Regions from separate parts of the Homo sapiens genome. Here region 1 is linked to region 2. A link is a contact called in ENCODE Hi-C data. All regions are on one chromosome and are shown on one strand. The core of a region is the stretch at or near the end of the contact, and the rest is flanking DNA. Distances in the headings are between cores, read along the strand shown.

Region 1 (7,009 bases), core at 1,015-3,514, 240 kb before region 2:
ATACTCTATGCAAAAGAAGAAATGGAGGCTGGCACTTTTCTACAGATACTAAGGATATAAGAAAATATTAATGGAGATGTCAGGCTTGAAGCCAAAATAATTTTCTAGAACCTGATGACAGTTTTGGAAGGATAACACAGATGGCCAAGGCAATGGCAGGGGACAGGGACTTCCTGAAGAACTTTTACTACATTTTCCTAAATATGAATTAATGGAAGACTCTACAGAGCTTCTTCCATCCTTCTTGGATTATCTTCCTGTTTTCCCCTCTTCTTTATCCTCCAACTGCAATAAATACATGGTGAATGGGAGCATGATCAGCTCTGAGGCGGGTAGGGGGAGACACCATTCCTTTTTCACCAACTCAGGTCTTTGTAACAGACACACATGCTTGGTCACAATTGCGGACTAAAGATGAGACAAAAATTGGAAAACTTACTTAATGAACTAAGCCATAGCAAATATTTTTGAGATTATGTCTCAATACTGAACCCTCAAAAATGACTTCTCCAGCATGTGATAATCATCAAATGTGAAGATTCCAGAAACAAAACAAGAGAGAAAGGAACTGACTATATTTACATCTATAAGTGACAGAATAGGGAAGAGGGAAGTATTCTTTGATCATACCAGACCACCACCTTAGATGCCATGCCTGGGAAGACCTGAGACACAAGAATAACTAACTTTAAGCTAAGTAAGTAATCTTCAGTAGTACTCCTAAAAGTTTATGATTCATCTGAAACACATGCTTTTTATAAATTCAGAATTTAAGGAAATTCTATTTTCCTAGTTATGCTAGTTACTTTATATTAGATAATCAAGATAAACTTTCAACCAATCTAGTAAGGTTAATTCAGTTTGCGTGACTTCTAAGACTTTATATGGTTTAACCAAACAGAAGATGAATAAAAATGGAAGAAAATGAGGTATCGGTGGAAAGTGTAATTCAAAGCATATCTGAGAGTTGAAGAAAATAAAAGTAACTACAGAAAGAATTCTTGGTTTTAAAATGATGTATCTTCATAGAAAAGTATATACGCAAACATAAAAAAATCTCAATCCACAAAATTATTTTAATAACTGGAGCACTTAATCAAGCCTAGTTTATAAAGTGTTCCAAATACCTAAAAATAATATATGAATGAGGAAGATTTTTTCTATAATCAAACCCTTGTTCTCCCCAAAATTATGTTCAACGAGACATGTTAAAATTAATTATATGTTGAAGTGCAAAATCTAAATTTTGTTTTAATACTTTCTAAAGTACCTATATCTCCTAAAAAGAAAAAAGTAAAATGTTTTAATAGTATACAGGCTTATCCTACAGAAAAAACAAGGGACTTCTTTATTTAAAAAGGTCAATATTTTTATACTGATATCTTTAAGATGAGTTCTTAGGACACCAAACAGACTCTGCCATTCACAAAATCTAAGTGACTCCATAATAAGATAAAAAGAAATTTACAGGAAATCACAGTGGCAATAAATCTACTGAATTATTATTTATAGTGTGTTTGTGACGCATACAGCATAACAAGGCAACAGGCCAGTATTTAAGGGCTGAAAGATTTATCCAACCTTAAACATATCAGTCTACGCAGGCCTGGAGTCTGTAATCATTATCGCAGTTTAATCTGTCTTTGCAAAACAAAACTAAAAAATAGACTGTGTGCCTCTGTGATTAATCATTTGCATTTAAAGCCAATTTGAACTAATATAAAAGATCCAAAAATGCAGCACCAAGAACAAGGTACTGAGAGACGACGGAATTTGTTTAGAATACCATGTTCTGAAAGTGTCATGCAACCTTCTGTTAAATATTTGGTTCATTCCATTTTGTCATCCTGATTTGTATTCTAGAAGCTGTTAGAAGCTACAGGATAATTTCGTTACAACCACAGCATATGTTGGTGAGCAAAATCCCTGATCAGTTGCAAAGTTCTTCCCCGTTAACCCCAAAGAACAATGGCGCTTGAAAATCCCAAAAACAGTTGTGGATTCCTAAAGCTCAACTTTCTGCACAAAGGACACAAGTGTGCAACGCAGCAACCTATGGAAAAAAATCAGTGTAAACAGTTCGCGAGTCCGGGCTATACGCGGCAGGAGCATAGAGTAGAAAGCTCAGATGACAATGTACTTTCAATGAAAATGGCCATGCTGTGGAATCATAAAAATAAAGCAAAGCTGGCAGTCATCCTCTTAGCATTTGGTGTTCAACTTTGGAATGCTGCCAGGTACATAAATGTAGCCAAGGAGAACACATGTCTTTAAGAAAATGAAGACATTTTCAAAAAAGAAAAAGAAGACAAAACAGGGAGGGAGGGAGGAAGAGAGAGAATGAGAGAGAACAGAACTACACTAAATAAGCAGTGGCAGTTACTAACACTGCCTCCTCTACCTCCCCCCTCATCAAAGCTGCTTTAACTTTGATAACCAGTACTTATTTGCAGATGTACATATTTTTCCCTGACCTTGGCAGCATCAAAGAATTTATACACTTAGCAATTCTTGCACAATCTCTTGAAAAGAACAGCACAAATGTTCTACCCATCCATGCCAAGCAGGACTTGTTACTCTTCCCCACCTATTTTTCTTCCAGTAAGTTAATTTATCTGTTTAGATTTTGGCTCTAAAATAAACTTCTAAGACAACTAAACTTAGAGATTTTTTTTTCCTTTCTTTTGATGAAGTTAGGAGAAAAGAAGTGATATGAAAAACTAATTCACTTAATAGGCTATAAATTTGTGCAAAGTACTAAATACAAAAGATTAAGAATTATAGCTTTTCCAGGTTTATTACAATGATAAATGAAATTTTTTCATTCATGTATCTGTTCTCAACCCATAGCCAAAGAGTTTCTACGGGAATTGAAGACAACCTCAATAGCTGCAATAATCTTAATAACAAGTCCAAGATAACTATAGCTTTATGTATTGAATCTCTTATAGCACATAAACAATTTGAAAATAATATTCATTCATTCTAATAACAGTGCCTAGAGGTTATGTTTAACACTTTGTTCTCCGTAATAAATTAAAATTATGACAATTTACAAAGCAAAAGCCCTTATGAACTGGAAAGCAATTTCTAAATGAGGTTACTGTAAAACTAGGTGCCATAAATATGCCTAACTTTACCCAGATTCACAACAGGAGTGATTCATGGGCCCACATCAGCCTCCGCCAAACCTCAAAACAGGTGATTCATACTTGATTTCATTTCTGTTTATTTTTCTTTTCAAAAAGGACTTTCAGAATTCCAAAAAGTTTATGTTCCTATGACTTTTGTGGGAGAAAGGAAAAAAATAAATGCTCCTCCAATTCCAGTTCCACTTTTCATGACCAGCAAGAGTGCTGGAGGATGCCAAACAGTATCACAAACTAGGAATCTGAGGAACTTTTCATGAGAGAAGGGAATTATGCCGATCTAAAAAAAAATCATGATGCCTAGTGAAAATTTACAACGCTGAAGACATTCTCACTTTCCGGTACAGAAGGAAGTTAAAAGTAGAAGACTAACTTTTATCTTTCTATGTATTTGTCGTAGGAATTTTTCTGCATGTCTTCCTTAGATGAAAGAATGAAATTGTTATTATAATTTATTCATTTCCTTTAGCTACAAGGAAGTATAGCATAACCAATAAGGACAAGAATCTGGAGTCAATCACTTAGACTCAGATTTTGACTCCAACCTTACATTTGACGTGACTGTGGAAAAGTCACTTCACCTCTGAGCCTCCATTTCTCATCTGTGAAACGGGGAGACAGAACTTAAAGTAAGCATTTAATGAACACTATTATTTCCCTCTCCATAGTCTATTTCTTATTCGGGTTTTAACTAATGTTACAAATAGGCAGTAATATTTACAAATAATAGTAATAAACCCTTAAATAATGCATATTACGTATGGTTCTAAACAAATTACAAGTGATAACTCATGTAATCCTTACACCTAATTTTGAGGTAAGCATTTTTTTTCCAGAGGAAAAAGCTGCTGTACAGAAAGATTCAGTTACTTGTCCAAAGGCCAACTAATAAATAGCAAAGCCAGAATTCAGACTCATGTAGCCTGGCTTCCAAGTCCAGGCGTTCGCCACTAACCAGCTTCTTGAAGAAAACTGTTTAAATAAATCTTATAACATCATAATTTACATAAAAGATAAATATAGAAATTATACGTTCAGTATATAAGTGATCATGTATTGCACCTAGGTAACATTTTTGTCTGCAACCTAAAAGAATGACATTTAAAAAGCAATCAGATAAACCACAGTTCACTTTTTTTTTTTTTTTTGAGACAAAGTTTCGTTCTTGTTGCCCAGGCAGGAGTGCAATGGCGCAATCTGAGTGCAATGGCGCAATCTCGGCTCACCGCAGTCTCTGCCTCCTGGGTTCAAGCAATTCTCCTGCCTGCCCCAGCCTCCCAAGTAGCTGGGATTACAGGCATGCGCCACCACACCCAGCCAATTTTTTTTTTTTTTTCTACTTTTAGTAGAGACAGGGTTTCTCCATGTTGGTCAGGCTGGTCTCGATCTCCTGACCTCAGGTGACCCTCCTGCTTCAGCCTCCCAAAGTGCTGAGATTACAGGTGTGAGCCACCACGCCCAGCCCACAGTTAACTTTTGTTCCAATTAATGTTTTAGGAAACTGCAAGGAAGAACAGATTCTGTCTTTGAAATATTTGATGTACTGTATAAGATGAGCTAGTTTATCACTTTACAACAAGTTTATATGGAATAGAACCAACAGCAACCTCATATTTCACAGTTCATGGGAAATCCCACTAACATCTGCCACGCACAGCCAATGACCCCTATGGACAGACCCCTTCCTGTACTACTGGATCAAGACTCAGCCCTTACCCCAAAGGCTAACATGAATCCAGTTTCCGGGGGAAAATTAACTAACTTCATGGGGCATGTCATTTCCCCAATCCTCTTGTAACATATCACTGACTTCAAATAAGTTGATAATGTCAAGGGCCAGAAGACTAGTTAATTGACTAACTAATGGTGAACTGGTTTATTAACAAAATGGAACCTTCATCTATATATAACTGCAAAAATTCTTTCAAGGTAGCTGCTGTTCTGCTTTAGAGCCTAACACAGAAACATATCAAGAAGAAAACTTTCCTTAAGACCAGTGATTCTTCTTAAAGATAAGGTTCGTTACCTAACTAAACTATACAACTAAAAGTCTGGAAAGATAAAACCACTGGTAAATGCTTTTTACCCTTTTACTTTGTAGCCTTTTTCTGCTGATGTTACAATATATTCAAATATGTTTCACCATATTCTAATATTTATAATTTTAATTAAATTGCTACAGAATTAATTATGACTAATGAGAAATTGACTACAAAGAGTAATAAAATGCTCTGATAAAACCTTTCATGTATATAATGTGATATATATGGTATGTATATGGCATATTGACATATATATATATATATATATATAATATGTTCTCTCTCTCTCTCTCCCTCTCTCTCTCATTCTCTCTCTCTGTTCTCTAGATGTTCCCTAGGCCTAGCCACAGTTAAATTGTGGGTTAGATATCAGAAAAATGGGTATTAATACCACATTGAGCTACCACTGCACTGTCATAAAACTGACTGTAATGAAAAAGATTGACACTACTAAGTGTTAGCAAAGATGTAAGACAACTGAAACCATCACCCACTGCTTGTGGGAGTGCAAACTGGTACAACCATCTTGGAAAACTGTTTCATGATGTTTACTTTAGCTGAACACAGGCATGCCATATTACCTAGCATTCCACTCTATTCACTGAACAAAAATGCATACATATGTGTATGAAAGGAGCACATAAGAATGTGCATAGGAACATCAATCTCAGTTCCCTCAACTGGAAATGGCCCAATGTCTACCAACAGTAGAGCACATAAATCAAATGTGGTCTTTCCACACAGTGGAATGCTGTAAAATCACACCAACAAACCAAAATCAACCAAAGACAATCCACAAATTACTAAAATGTCCAACATAGATAAATATAACAGCCATAATGTTCAGTGAAAGAATTCAGATACAAAATGATTCCATTTACATAAAACTGCAAAAACAGGTAAAACAAATGTATGGTATTGGAAGTAAGGATGGTGATTATCTTTAGTGAGGAAAGAGGGAATATGATTGAGAAAGGTCCAAAAGGGGACAGGTGAGGCTGAATGCTTATTTCTTTACCTGGGTGGTGGCTCCACAGGGGTTGACCTTATGACAACTCACCAGGCTGAACACATGATTTGTGCACTTTTTGGCATATATGTTACATGATCAATAAGAAGGTTGATTTTAAAAGGCCCATTTTCAAGCCTAATTATATATTAATCTCTATTGGTCTGCTTGAGCTGCCATAACAGATTACTACAGGGTGGTTTCAACAATAATTAATTTTCTCGCAGTTTTGGAAACTAAAAGCCCAAGGTCAAGGTGTCAGCAGGGTTGCTTTTTGGTGAGGCCTCTCTCGCCTTAGCTTGCGGACTGCTGCCTCCTCACTGTGTCCTCACATGACCTTTTCTCTGTGTGCATGCAACCTCATTCTCTTTTTGTCTTCTTAAAAGGATAACAGCCCAGTGCGGTGGCTCATGTCTGTAATCCCAGCACTTTGGGAGGCCGAGGCGGGTGGATCACTTGAGGTCAGGAGTTTGAGACCAGCCTGGCCAACATGGCGAAACCCTGTCTCTACTAAAAATACGAATATTAGCCAGACATGGTGGTGCACACCTGTAATCCCAGCTACTGGGGAGGCTGAGGCAAGAGAACTACTTAAACCCAGGAGATGGAGGTTGCAGTGAGCCAAGATCAGGCCACCGCACTCCAGCCTGGGCGACAGAGTGAGACTCCACCTCAAAACAAAAAACAAAAACAAAAAAAAAAGATAACAGTCCTAATGAATTAGAGCCCCACTCCCAGAGGCCTCATCTCCAAATATAGTCACACTGGGTGTCTGCGCTTCTAAAGATGAATTTGAGGGTTGGATAGGA
Region 2 (7,752 bases), core at 1,006-3,505:
ATATATATGGAGGGTGAGGGAAAGAGGAAGCAAGAAGGGCTCCAAGTTTTCTAGATTGAGTGGCTGAGTTGCCATTCAATGTTGCCATTCACTAAGTGGAAACCATCAGAGTAGTAACCACATGGGGAAAATATTGTGTTCTATCTGGTTAAATTTCAGATGCCCATGACGCGTTTAAGGAGAACAGTCAAGTAGGCAAGTTAGATGTTCCAAGTAGAATCTAAAGCTAAAGATGTAAATATGAGGTTCATCAGCATGAAAATTACATTTATTCATTTGCACATTTTTTAGGATCTTATTTTTAATTAAATGACTATTTTCAGAAACAAAACCTATTACTCATCATGCATTTCACAGGAGTTCTAACTAGAATGGATTATAAACATCACATTATATCAAAAGAAAGAAAAACGTCAAACTGCCCAAGAATTTCCTTTTTAGATTTCATCAGGTTGAAAAATGACCCAAAAGACCAAGTCCACATTGAGGTTAGGATCACCTACCACCTACACTGATGGCATTATTTCCTGTTTCTGGTCAACTTCATAATTTTAATTTTGAAAAGAGAAGGAAATATTCAGTAATAATGAAATAATTTCATGTCTATTAAATATCTGTCATTTTTCTTAAATTGCAAATAATTCATAAGACAATATTTGGTTTAGACTTACAGACCAAAAAAGGAGAAATGCCCCCAAATCTTTCAGGCACCCTTAATACAGAAGTAGCTGTTTGGCTAAATGTCCTTCCAATGACTCCTTCATAATCTGTCTACATATAGTCACTAATTAAGTGCTCTGATGGTTATAGTCCTACTTGTAGCTTTTAAAGATGACTATGGCAAGGGAATTAAGAGGGTCGCCAAAGGCAAACGTGTTTACCAAGCACCATTCAGAAGCTTTTGTAACAAGGAGCCGGCACTGCCTGATGGAATCTGCACTGCCTTGGGTTTGCTCCTGGCACCTTCAACATCTCTAAGCTCTGCCACGACAGCACTGAGTGGGCCTCCCACCTCAGACTTTTCTGTCATCAACAACCTGAGTAACATCTCAAGTTTCTTATTGAAAGTTTTAAGTTTGGCAGTGTCTATGTGATACTGAACGTGACCTTCAGCTCTTTGATCAGAGCAGGTGGCACATATGCTGTTGACTCAACTCTTCATGTCTTGGTGGTGATCACTGATGTCTTAGGTATGAGTCTATACGGGCGATGGCATTGATCATCCCTGTGGTTATAGTTTTGGTCCCAAAGCTCGAGCAGATGCATTCAGTGCTGCTTTCTGTGCTAACTGCAGAACAGCCTGCCAGGACCTCTAGGGTGATAGTCTTTGCTAATCTATCAAATGTTTGAGGAGTCATGATGTTATAATTGGTTTGTTAAGAATAGAGTACAGTATTTGACCACTTGCTCTCAGCTAGGGCCCAGCAATAGCTTTTGAACTCATAGCTTATGTTATGCCACTATCAGTCTTCTGTTTTGGTTCTTTACGGAATATTCCAACTTGATACTTCAATATTAGATGCAGTTGAAATGGAAGTTCCATTAGTCAAAGAGACAAAATTAGAGCTGAAAAACACATGAATTATAGATGTTGTTGGCTACCCAGGTGTTACACCCACTATAGTCCTTGAAACACATTTTCACTTTGATAGTCTTTTTGTGAGTTCCTACGGGTTGACGGCAGCTATCTAAGGACTTTGGTAGGTGGTTAAGGGGAACTGCTGGAGAATGAATGACTGTGGCTTCTCCAGTGACTGTGGCTCATGGTCCTTGAGCATTTTTTCAGTTTGTGTCTTAACCTATGTGAGATTTATTGGCAGGCACGCCCTCTGAGCTAAACCATTCTTTTCCTTATGAAGGAACACATATTTTGTAAGTAGTTCTTTGATATCCTGAGGCTTGGCACCAGGGACTATGCCTGGCTGAAGATCATCCAAATGAACCCACTGGCTTGGATGCTCTGAGGATCAACTTCAAGAAATGGTTACCTGTTACCGCCTGGCCTCCCTAAGCTTGTTCCGCCTGCTCCTCTCTACCCACATGGAAAACCCAGAGATTTCACTGCCTTTCAAGGAAGAAAACTGGCTTTTAAACAAGAACAAGGAAGAAGCAAAACAAGCACAATGACTATACCCATGTTGAGGGGGAGCTCAGAGGAAAACTATGGCTTCAGAAATACCAGTTGGCTGAGACATCTCAGAAACTGTGCCAGATTCCTGGCTGCTTGGCAGTGGAGTTGAGTCAGCTGCTCAGGCGAAGGTCCCAAACTGGTTCTGCTTCCTTCTTCATGCTCTGCAAGTCTAGCCTGGGCATCTATACTGGCTGAGGGATGGCCGTGCAGATAATAAAAGCAGGAGTCCCAGTACCTGCTTCATGACCAATAAATCACAGGTGCTTGAGACCAGTAGCAGGTGTATCCAGCGAGGCTGCAACTCACACGGGGAGGGGACTCACAGCAGAGGTGCTGTGCACCAGGGCACATAAAATACTGCAACAGCCTCTTCTGACAAAAACATTTCTTACATAATCCATCTCTAGTTACAGCGTACTGACACACGGCAGCAAGGGCCCAGAAGGGAGCCTGGCACGGCCAGATAAAGTCAGGGTTTTTTTTTTTTTTTTTTTTTTTTTAATAAGACTCAAGATCAGTAACACAAAAAGCTCAGAGACTGTAGAAGCTTAGCTCCTCTTTTAGCCTGGAACTTCCTTGAGGGAATCAAACCTTGCCAGATAAACCATCATATTCAGAGAACTGGTTCCAGCAGACGATCAGTCCCACACTTCTTCTCTGCTGGAAACTTTAAATCCACCTCCTGTCCCCACCCATTCAAGAGCCAGGACCTCTGAGTTTTGGAATTAACACTAGGGTCTTACATGGCAGCCAGCAAAACACACTTGGGAAATACATGAAATCCCACTTGATTGCATGCCACTGTGCCTGGTATATGATAGGCACTTAGTTTCCCTATCACTTTTATAGCCAAGTGTTACTCTGACTTTCAGAAAATTGAGGGAGAATAAGAGATGGAACTCTCTTCAAAATATTTATTGCAATTTTCCTCCAAGAACTGGATGTGTTTTCTTCTGCCCTCTAACTTTGAGAGAATAAAGCTGAATTATCTAGTTTTGATGGTCAGGAGTATCAGAAAGTTTCCATTAACTTCCTTTTAGAAGGTGAGCAAACCTTGGCCCAAGGAGACTGGCACTTTATGATGGATATCTCCATGGGTCAAACTGATACTGTTGGGCTAGGCGAGGTTCCCGGTTGCCAGTGGGACCTCAACTCCAGCCAATGTCCAGGCTCTTGACACCATCGTGAGAAGAAATTCAAGGATTCAGAAAATAGTGCAAGTATGGAGATTAACTGCAAAGTATAAAGTACACACTCCAGAAAGGAAGTGCTGTACTTCCATCCGTGTACTCAAGAAAGTCACGCAATGGGGTTTAGGGTTGCTACTTCTATGGGTTTTTTTAACCAAAGGGTGGACTATTCATGAGAATTCCTGGAAGCAAGTGATTTCTCTGAACTATGGTGCCAGCCATTTTTACATCAAATATGGGTATTCTCAGAACTGTCATAGTACTAGTGGGTATGTCATTTGTATGTTAATGAACATATAATGAGGTCCTAGGTGAAACCTAGGTCAAATCCAGTGCCATGCTGAGTGCAGTCTGTCTTAGTCAGCTTGGTTCACACACTGGTTTTTCAGGATCTTAGCCCCTAGCCTCTAGTCACGTGAAACTGCTGCCTGCAATCTTTTTATTCTGTGATCATCATGTATTATTCCTGTCTCAAACCAATTTACTGTTATTACTCATACCCTGGAAAGATGGTTCTTTTCACAAAGACCTAGGGTTCTGCCCAGGGCTCCGTGATATCTGACCTATGGTATCCGATTCTTGGAGTTCATATTCTAAGATTGGATAGGAGAGGCAAAGCTTCACTCACACATACTCATTAATGGTGATTATGAAAGGGATGTGAGGAGTCGTGCACTGGGAGAGAATTAGGGGTTTAGGGAAAACTGCGGGAGTGGATTTTAGTATCTGTGATTCCTGATTAACAAAAGCATGGAGAAGCTGCAGCTTTAGTTAATTCCTATGCTCTTGAGCTACACTGCTTTTACCTCATGGATTAGGTGAGATTTCTAACAAGCAGTTTGGGGGAAATGCAATTTCAATGCAAAAGGATTCCAAAATAGAACGCTCCTCAAAGTCACAGTCTAAGGCCTGTGTGCCTCAGAATCTTTTGGGAAATTGATTGAAATGCAGATTCCAGGGCTCCACCCCAGGTCTACTTAATGAGAATCACAAGCATGGACCCAGAGGAATCTGAGCTTTAGAATAAGCTTCTCATGTGGCTCTTAGGCCCAGCAGTGTTTGAGAACTCCTGCTAGAATCCTCAATCAGGGACAGGCCCAGAGTCTTGAATTTTCTTGCACTTAAAGAAAAAAAAATTAAATCAATGGAAAAAACATGGTAGCTTTGTAAAGCTCCTTAAAACTGAGGCAACTGTGTGTACATGAGCTATAATCACACCCACAAGGAGAAAGCTCCCACAGAGCTAGTTGAACAAGATCAATAACCACTGCCAAAACCTATTCTTGCAGAGCTGTCGTGAATAGTGTTAATATTTTAAAGCACCACAGAAGAGTCGGATCTCCAGCCAACTCAAGGAGCCTTTCCAATGTCACTGTCACTTTTAAAGAAAGTGCCTGTCAGGGGGCATTTCCGAATAAAGAACATTTACAGAACACCAAAGAAATACTAGTACCAAAGTATGTGTTTCTGGTATGTTGTGAGCAGTTTGGGTGGAATTACCAGGGGAAGCAGTCCCCTGATACATTTTTATAACATCTATTGAGGCTTGACCAAGAACAATATTTTAAGGAAGCTTTCTTATTTAGTATTTAAATATACTCCATATTTAAATCCATGCTATTTTCTATTTAATATTTAAATATAATCCATATTATGTAATCCATATATTTAAATATTAACTCAGCAAATTAGTTAAATACTAAGCAAACTTTTAGTTTCTTATTGAAAATTTCTCATTTCAATAAGAAAACTTAGTTTCAATCACCTCTCGAACACCCCACCTGTCAATATTATTGCATTGACCCTTAAGTTTCAACATCTGAGTTTTAGAAGAAACACGTACAAAAACTAAAGGTTTTAAGAAAACTAAAAGTTGTCTCAGTATTTAAATATGAATTTTCTTTAAAAAAAATCACAGAAGCATGAAAAGTTGAAAATTATAATTGAAATTTTTTGGTTATATCCTCTCTTTGGTTAAAAAAAAAAGATTTGGGGTAGCCATTCTACATCAGTGAATTTACCAACTGTTTTCCCATAATTGTGAGAGAGATTTACTATGTTGTACCAAAGAGAGAATACTGAGGATTAATACCTTCAAACCAGTACCAGTTAACTTTATTTCTTCCTATCTCAATCCATTTGTGCTGCAGACACAGGGGTGACTTATAAAGAACAGAGATTCATTTTCCTCACAGTTCTGGAGACTGAGAAGCCCAAGGTCAAGTCACCTGCATAGGGGAAGAACCTTCTTGCTGCATTCTCTAGAGGGGAGAAACGTCACGTCCTCACATAGTAGAAGGCAGAAGCCGGAGAGAGCTGAACGTAGTAGAAGGCGGAAGCGGAAAAGAGCTGAACGCTTTCAGAAGCCTCTGTTACAAGGGCCGGAATTACAGTCAGGAGGGAGGAGCCCTCACACATAACCTAATCACCTCTCAAAAGCCCCACCTGTCAATACTAGCACAATGACCCTTAAGTTTCAACATCTGAGTTTTAGAAAGAACACATTCAAACCATAGCCGTCAGGACCCAGTCCATAGAAGCACCTGGAGTTTCCTTCGGTTTGATCTGTTCTGTTAATTAAGAAAATGCCTGAGTGCCACTCCCAGATTCTGGTTTAATGGGTCTATAACCACTCAGTGTGTTCTCCTTGCCTGTTGCCCAAATAGTGAAGATTTATTAAGACAGGGGAATTGCAATAGAGAAGTTTAATTCATGCAGAGCCAGGTGAATGAGAGACCAGAGTTTTATTACTTAAATCAGTCTCCCAGAAAAGTCAGAGGAAGGAGTTTCTTAAGGATTATTTGATGGGTAGGGGCCAGGGAGTAGGGTGTTCTGATTGGTCAGGTTGAAGATGAAATCACAGGAGATCAAAGGGGGTTCTTCTTGCTGTCTTCTGCTCCTGGGTGGGATCATAGAACTGGCTGAGCCAGATTACCAACCTGGGTGGCACTAGCTGGTGCATCAGAATGCAAGGTCTAAAACAATATCTGGAGTACCAGCCTTAGATTTTATGATAGTGATGTTATCCCTAGGAGCAACTGGGGAGGTTCAGAATCCTGTGGCCTCTGGCTGCATGAGTCCTAAACCATAATTTCTAATCTTGTGGCTAACTTGTTAGTCTTACAGAGCAGTCTGGTCCCCAGGCAAGAAGGGAGTTTGTTTCAGAAAAGGGCTGTTATCTTTGTCTCAGGATTAAACTATAAACCAAGTTCCTCCCAAAGTTAGTTCAGCCTATGCTGAGGAATGAACAAGGGCAGCTTGGAGGTTAGAAGCAACATGGAGTTGGTTAGGTCAGATCTCTTCACTGTCATAATTTTCTCATTGTTTTAATTTTGGCAAAAACAATTTCAGATCTGGGTGATTACAATGTTTACCAATGTTGAGAACACTCATTTATAGTCAAAGAAATAGATTTTCCATAAGTTATCAGCAGAGAATAAATTCTCACGAATATAGATGCTTTATAATCTTAGTATAGTCAATGAAATCGATTTTCCATAAGTTATCAGCAGAGAATAAATTCTCACGAATATGCTTTATAATCTTAGTAATACAAAGGTTTCCAAGTTAAGATAGAATTTTCCACCTCCAGTTTTGTGATGGAGAAAAGTCGGTTGTTCTATGCATCCCATAGTTATGTGGCCTAAGCCTTCAGGAGTCTCTAATTCTTCATGAGTCTACTTGAGTAACTTTATGACCTTACATTTGAATGTCTGTGTATTCGTCCATTCTCACGCTGCTAAAAAAGACATACCTAAGACTGGGTAATTTATAAATGAAAGAGGTTTAATGGACTCACAGTTTCACATGGCTGCGGAGGCCTCAAAATCATGGCAGAAGGCAAAGAAAGAGCAAAGGGTCATCTCACGTGGCAGGGGAACTCCCCTTTATAACCATCAAATCTCATGAGACTTCACTATCAGGAGAACAGCCCAGGAAAAACCCACCCCATGATTCAATGACCTCCCATTGGATCCCTTCCATGACACGTGAGAATTATGGGAGCTACAACTCGAGATTTGGGTGGGGACACAGCCAAACCATATCAATCTGCATGTAAAGGGGTATGATTTCTGCTCTCTTTTAAATTAGGCCAGATGACACGTGTAGCTTTGATTATGTAGTGAAACATGTAATCTCCTTGCTTGAGTCACACGGGCAGAGCCTGACACCACATCAAAAGGCCCTGAGTACAGATGAAGTAGAAGGAGGACCGAATGGAAGAATGCCTCTTGTCATTATTCGAGTGCACGATCCCTTGCTCGCCTCTCAACATTCATCTCTCTTTACGTCTTATATAAACCAGCTGTTTCTCATCTCAGTGGCTTTTCTCAAGCTTCTCCTCTGCCCAGTGTCCATTTCTGCCTTCCTTTTGCCCTTATGATGCTTTATTTTCTACTCATCTTTGAATATCTGTTCTGGTTTCACTTC

Evidence for each region. Hi-C counts contacts between places; a loop is a spot of excess contacts on that map. Pooled maps may share reads with other maps.
Region 1: a loop to region 2 is called in a map of posterior cingulate gyrus, with 6 times the contacts of the local background. The contact joins two enhancer-like sites. A Hi-C loop is called at or near these places in 10 of 168 maps with a recorded cell type or tissue (Right ventricle myocardium inferior, ascending aorta, heart left ventricle and 7 more) and 11 of 50 pooled maps.

Annotation. Positions count from the first base shown.
Region 1 is chr10:18,154,351-18,161,359 of GRCh38, reverse strand. All of the region lies in intron 2 of CACNB2 (calcium voltage-gated channel auxiliary subunit beta 2), which reads right to left. Among named protein-coding and RNA genes, the nearest start is that of CACNB2, 17 kb to the right of the region's middle. Within about 2 kb of position 2,264, at least 2 of the 41 ENCODE cell types and tissues checked have a DNase peak (open chromatin) inside an H3K27ac peak, as active enhancers do.
Region 2 is chr10:17,918,439-17,926,190 of GRCh38, reverse strand. No RefSeq gene overlaps it. Among named protein-coding and RNA genes, the nearest start is that of SLC39A12, 30 kb to the left of the region's middle. Within about 2 kb of position 2,255, at least 4 of the 41 ENCODE cell types and tissues checked have a DNase peak (open chromatin) inside an H3K27ac peak, as active enhancers do.